Regions from separate parts of the Homo sapiens genome. Here region 2 is linked to region 1. A link is a loop called in an ENCODE intact Hi-C map of the cell type or tissue named here. Cell type or tissue: Caco-2. All regions are shown on one strand. Each heading gives the region's core, and the rest is flanking DNA. Links, peaks and the distances in the headings are about the cores only.

Evidence for each region. Hi-C counts contacts between places; a loop is a spot of excess contacts. Peaks named below come from ENCODE experiments on the same cell type or tissue, not always from the same donor. Only the 100,000 strongest peaks of a DNase experiment are listed, where the experiment ranks them.
Region 2: it touches region 1 in a loop (11-fold over the local background); 3 of 110 quality-filtered maps call a loop at or near these places.

The regions. Positions count from the first base shown.
Region 1 is chr12:59,371,767-59,374,697 of GRCh38, reverse strand. No RefSeq gene overlaps it. Among named protein-coding and RNA genes, the nearest start is that of LINC02448, 150 kb to the left of the region's middle. In Caco-2, for the core only: no CTCF peak of the experiment used is centred there; a DNase peak (open chromatin) is centred at 1,557.
Region 2 is chr12:59,172,267-59,175,197 of GRCh38, reverse strand. No RefSeq gene overlaps it. Among named protein-coding and RNA genes, the nearest start is that of LRIG3-DT, 250 kb to the right of the region's middle. In Caco-2, for the core only: no CTCF peak of the experiment used is centred there; no DNase peak of the experiment used is centred there.

The sequences.
Region 1 (2,931 bases), core at 102-2,601:
ATAGAGCCCACAGCAGAGGTGGCAGAAGCCACCTTAGGGAGAAAACGAGATGTTAGTTCTCTAATGGATAGTATAAAATTAAAAAGGACATGTGAAGATGTGGGTAGGTTGAAATGTTTTAAGTAAAGAAAATGAGGAAGTTTCAATCTGATACTTTTTATTTTTTTCTTGAAAGTCCATATATATATATATATCCATATATATATATATCTCCAAATATATATATATCCATATATATACACACACACACACACAGACACAAGCATGTTACAAGCATACTGACACAACATAATTTTGGTTACTCTTCGGCAACTGCTTTCTTGCCTTTAACACTATGGTTCAGTCTTACTAGCATTTACCTCTGGAGTCTGTCATGTGAGCTCACCTAGGATGGGCAGCATGTAAAATATATATTTTGTGAGCTCACCTAGGATGGGCAGCATGTAAAACATATATTTTGTGAGCTCACCTAGGATGGGCAGCATGTAAAACATATATTTTAACACATATTTTACATATTATATATTTTTATTTTATTTCTCTCTACATAATAAATTCTACTTGACATCTTGCCTTAGGCATTTTAGTGGCTCTTCAAATTCAAATGTGAGAAATGGAGAGCCTTTGCATCTGCTGTTAATCTGCCTGTAATGTACATCTCTCCTCTTTATCTAGTTCATTCTTGCTTACCCTACAGATTTCAGTTTAAACAAAACTTTTTTCTCTTTGACTAGGTCAGTTTTTGTATTATGGGGTCTCATTATATCACTTAAATCTCTTTGTTCATCTCAGTTGCAAATTACATTTTTACATTTGTTACATTTGTGTGATTATTGTCTTTATCCCTCATTAAAGAACACATTCCAAGAAAAAAGAGACAGTATCTCACTGTGAAATTAACACCTAGAGCAATGTGCAGCATACAGTAGGTACACAATGAGCATTTGTTAAATGCATTTCAATGAGTATGTATCGGACTCTCTGACTTATAAACTTTATCTTAACACATTAGGACAGCACATTCTGCTTTTTCTTTGTGTCCCCTTTCACTCCATACCTTAGACAAGCCTGTTCCATCCTGACTCTATGGATGTCACAAGTATATCCACAGAACATAATTTTGGTCACTCTTTGGTAACTATCTTCTTGTCTTTACCACTATGGTTCAGTCTTCCTAGTATTTACCTTTGGAGGCTGCCATATGAGCTCACCTAGGATGGGGAACATGGAATACACAATATTTTAATAAATAATATCTTAATACACTGGCAAAGTCGTAGTAACATAATGAGAAAGTACTATGGTAAAAAGAGAGGGATAAGGAGGTTAGAGTCAGACAGAGGGAGGCTTGACAAGAAGAAACAGGAGAGAAAGCAGTGAGACCAAGAAAGAATAAGAAAGAGCAAGTGCCTATCTCATTCTATTATATTGTAGACTGGAATTGTCTATAACACAACCTTTTTTGTTTTTTACAATAAAAACTCTCCCTTTAGACATAGTATATTTCATGGCTCTACCCCAGTAGGTGGTGCTCTCACCACTGCTTCCCCTGCATAAACCTCCCCCGGAGAAGAGTTCGGCTTGGTTCACCCTGAGCCAGTCACTTTCTGGAAATACCCCATCATTCTTATTCAGGCATCTACACACTGACAAGCTCCAAATAGTCCTACCGCATAAATATGATTCCAATTTTACAAAAGAGAAAACCAAACCAGGAGTTATTATTTGGTTTACAATCAAAGTCACAGAGCTTATAATAGTGAAGAGTTTTCAATCCAGGCCTCCTGGTGAAAAATAGCCTGATTCTTAACTCTTCCCTAGTGATGCTATAGTTGATCACGTCTCAATAATGTATTAAGCAAATCACTGAAGTTAAAAAGGAAAAGGAGGCCGGACACAGTGGCTCACGCCTGTAATCCCAGTGGTTCAGGAGGCTGAGGTGGGTGGATCACGAGGTCAGGAGTTCAAGACCAGCCTGGCCAAGATAGTGAAACCCCACCTCTACTAAAAATACAAAAAATTTTTTACAGGTGGCACGCACCTGTAATCCCAGCTACTCTGGAGGCTGAGGCAGAGAATTGCTTAAACCTGGGGGGCAGAAGTTTCAGTGAGCCGAGATCACGCCACTGCACTCCAGCCTGTGCAACAGAGCAAGACTCTGTCTCAAAAAAAAAAAAAAAAAAAAGGAAAAGGAGAGTTAAATTTATTGAAGCATTTTCTAACAAACTAATGAAATGTGTTCACCCAGGTGAAGAGACCAAAGGCAGACCAGCTAATTCTGCAATCCCAGGGAGAACGCTAAAGTTATCTGGAGAGAAGGAACATGATTCCAGTAGGTTTAGTCCTTTGCAGAAAATTGAAAGATGTTCCTTCACCAAAGATATGACGACAGATGGCTAAATAGAAGTAGATGGCTAGTTCATAAATAAGAGAGCTAAAAGAGATTTTCTTAAATATAAATTCAAGGTATTTTGTTTATAGTAATATTTGTTTATAGTGAAAAATACTTCTTGACAAGCAAATGATGTATTGTGGGGAAGGAAGGACTATGCATTTTCTTTCATTACAAGTGCCAGAAATATGGGAGTAAATGACCAAGATATTTAATTTTACAAATTATATTAATCTTTGTATTACATGAAGCCATCGCTTAATAAACATCCTAGTATACTAAAGAGAAGACATTTCCTTCAAACACTGGAAAAATGTACTAATATATAAACATGGCTCAAATGCTTTCTAAATTTATGAGACTAAGGCCTTGTATAAGTTTAATAAGAAAAAATTACTAAACATTGATAAAAAATTTTAGAGTCACAGCTTATAGCAATATTTAAATCAATAAAACACCCATGTACAAATGTACCCCATTAAGTAAACTTTACATATTTCATCATTATTTAATCAACTCAGGTTTCCCCAAAGTTGTGA
Region 2 (2,931 bases), core at 217-2,716, 200 kb after region 1:
ATCTTAGATTGATGAAATCTAATAGTTTGTGCATCTGTGATGTACCGGGTCCTAAGTACTTTATAGGCATTATCTCATTTAATTATCATGCTGCTAACGAATGAATGTGCCCCTCCAAAATTCGTATGTTGAAATCTTATTTGGAGATGGTACTTTTGGGAGGTAATTAGGTCATAAGAGCAGAGCCCTCAAAAATGGTATTAGTGCCCTTATAAAAGACTCCAGAGAGCCCCCTCACCTCTTCTGTCATGTGAGAACATAGAGAGAAGACGGCCATTTATGAACTGGGAAGTGGCCTCCACTAGACACTGAATCTGCCAGGGCCTTAATCTTAGACCTCTCCAGCCTCCAGAACTGTGAGAAATAAATGTTTGGTTGAGCTGCCCATTCTAAGTATTTTTGTTACAGCAGCCCAAACAGACTGAGACACATGGTAACCAAGGGTAGATATTCTTATCCTCATTTTGTAGGTCTGATTTAGAGTTAAAGAAAAACATTGGCCAGAAGTAGTGGCTCACACCTGTAATCCCAACACTTTGGGAGGCCAAGGTGGGCGGATCTCCTGAGGTTGGGAGTTTGAGACCAGCCTGACCAACATGGTGAAACCCTGTCTCTACTAAAAATACAAAAATTAGTAGGATGTGGTGGCCAGTGCCTGTAATCCCAGCTACTCAGGGGACTGAGGCACAAGAATTGCTTGGACCCAGGAGGTGGAGGTTGTAGTGAGCTGAGACCATGCCACTGCACTCTAACCTGAGCGACATGACGAGACTCCATTGCAAAAAAAAAAAAAATCCATTCCAAATGGGAGAAATTGACCACAACAGGGGCTGGAGACTCCATGCAAGTCCAAAATCTATCAGGGCAGTAAAGTTACAAGATGATCTCCTTTGACTTCTTGTCTTGCATCTGGGTCACAAAATTAGCTGGTCGTGGTGGTGTGTGCCTGTAATGCCAGCTGCTCAGGAGGCTGAGGCAGGAGAATCGCTTGAACCCAGGAGGCAGAGGTTGCGATGAGCTGAGATTGTGCCATTGCACTCCAGCCTAAGCAGTAAGAGTGAAATTACATCTCAAAAAAAAAAGAAAAGAAAAAGAAAAATGTTTGTGATCACACAGCTAGTAATGATGGAGTCAATTCAACTGACATGTGTCTGGTTGGAAAGTTCATGCTATTAGTCAGTTCACCGGCACGCTCTTCTAAGAAAGGTTTGGATAATTTTTTTTTTAATAAAGAAAAAATTTTAAAGTCTCAGAGGTGCTTCTGTGTATTTGCTAATGCTTCTCATGCTTCTTAGATATCCCTCTGCTGGTCAAATCCTGCAGCCTCAGAGCCATACTGCACTTGCAGCAGCTGTACCATTTAATGTTGATTCTCAGAGCTAATCTAACATTAGAACGCAATTTAATGTTGAGGTGATTCTAAGAAGCCAGAACACTGTCGAGGAAGGTTGTCTCCTTTTTCAAAATGAGACATAATGTCTATTTCATTCCATTTTGATAATATTTTAGTACAGACTAAAATTCCCGATAGTAATCTCTATGAAAAGCAAAAATTATTTCCCCATTTAAATAATTTTACCACAGCCTTAAAAAGTCCAAATTGACGAGATAACTTTCACCACAGAATTTTACAATGAATTAGAAATGTCTTTTTAAAAAGTTTGTGTTCATATGATAATTTTTAAAACTATTATTAAACCTCAGTATTTTGGGAAATATTTGAAAGAATAACAGAGGCTACAGGATTGATGACTAAGTGCCTCACAACACTACCTTAATATTTGTTATGGTAAGAACCATGACATTCTTATTTTTACAGCTATTTCAATATCAAACTGAGGCAATAACAAATATGCTAAACTAGATTTAGAACCAAAATGAAGAGCTCAAGAAAAAATATCATAAATGTTACCAATAAGAATCTATTTGGTGAAGCTACAACATATCTATTGCTATTTTAACATGCACAATCATTACGTTCTAGGTTGTTCCCAAATTACTAATTCAAAACATACTGAAGGGCTGAAAATGACTGCACATTAATGGCAATTCAATATGAAGTGAATAAAATACAATATCGTCAATTTTCGTCATCTCTAATGTTCACTTTAGTTACTCTAGATGAAATGTGCACTGTCAAGATGCTAACCAATCTTGAAATAAGAACTCGGCCTGTATTTCCCTATCCCATGATTGCTCCCTTAGTCCCACATCAAGTTCTAATTTAGGAGTCTTTTCTTTCAGAGATTCTACCTAATCACTGGCAGCCAGAATGATGCCACTCTGTTGTCAACAACTTGAACTTGTAAAAAGAGTTTCCAGTCTTATAAAACTGTACAAGTAGTATATATATATGTAGAGATTTTATAGGTAATATACATTAATTATACCACACTGATTCACCCAAAAGCATTGTGTTGTAAATCTTCCCATAGAAGTCCATAAATTCCATCTTTTTTTTTAACTGACCCAAAGTATTCTATGGTATGTATGTACCATAATTTATTTATTTAACAGCTTTCTTTTTATATTTATCTATGTTGTTTCCATTTCTCTTTTGTTTTTGTATTTCAAATAATACAGAGAACATTCTTGGATGAGATATATTGTATATGTGTAGGAATTTCTCCAGAGTAGATACTTTAAAATAATTATTGGAAATTATAGATGTTTAAATTTTTTTTCACAGAAACTATCCAATTACTCCGCAAAATTGCTATACCTTGGCTGGACATGGTGACTCATGCCTATAATCCCAGCATTTTGAGAGGCCAAGGTTGGAGGATTGCTTAAGCTCAGAAGTTGAGGCTGAGACCAGTCTGAGCAATATGGTAAAACTCTGTCTCTACAAAAAATATAAAAATTAGCTGGGTGTGGTGGTGCATGCCTAGAGTCCCAGGTACTTGAGAGGTTGAGGTGGAAGGATTGCTT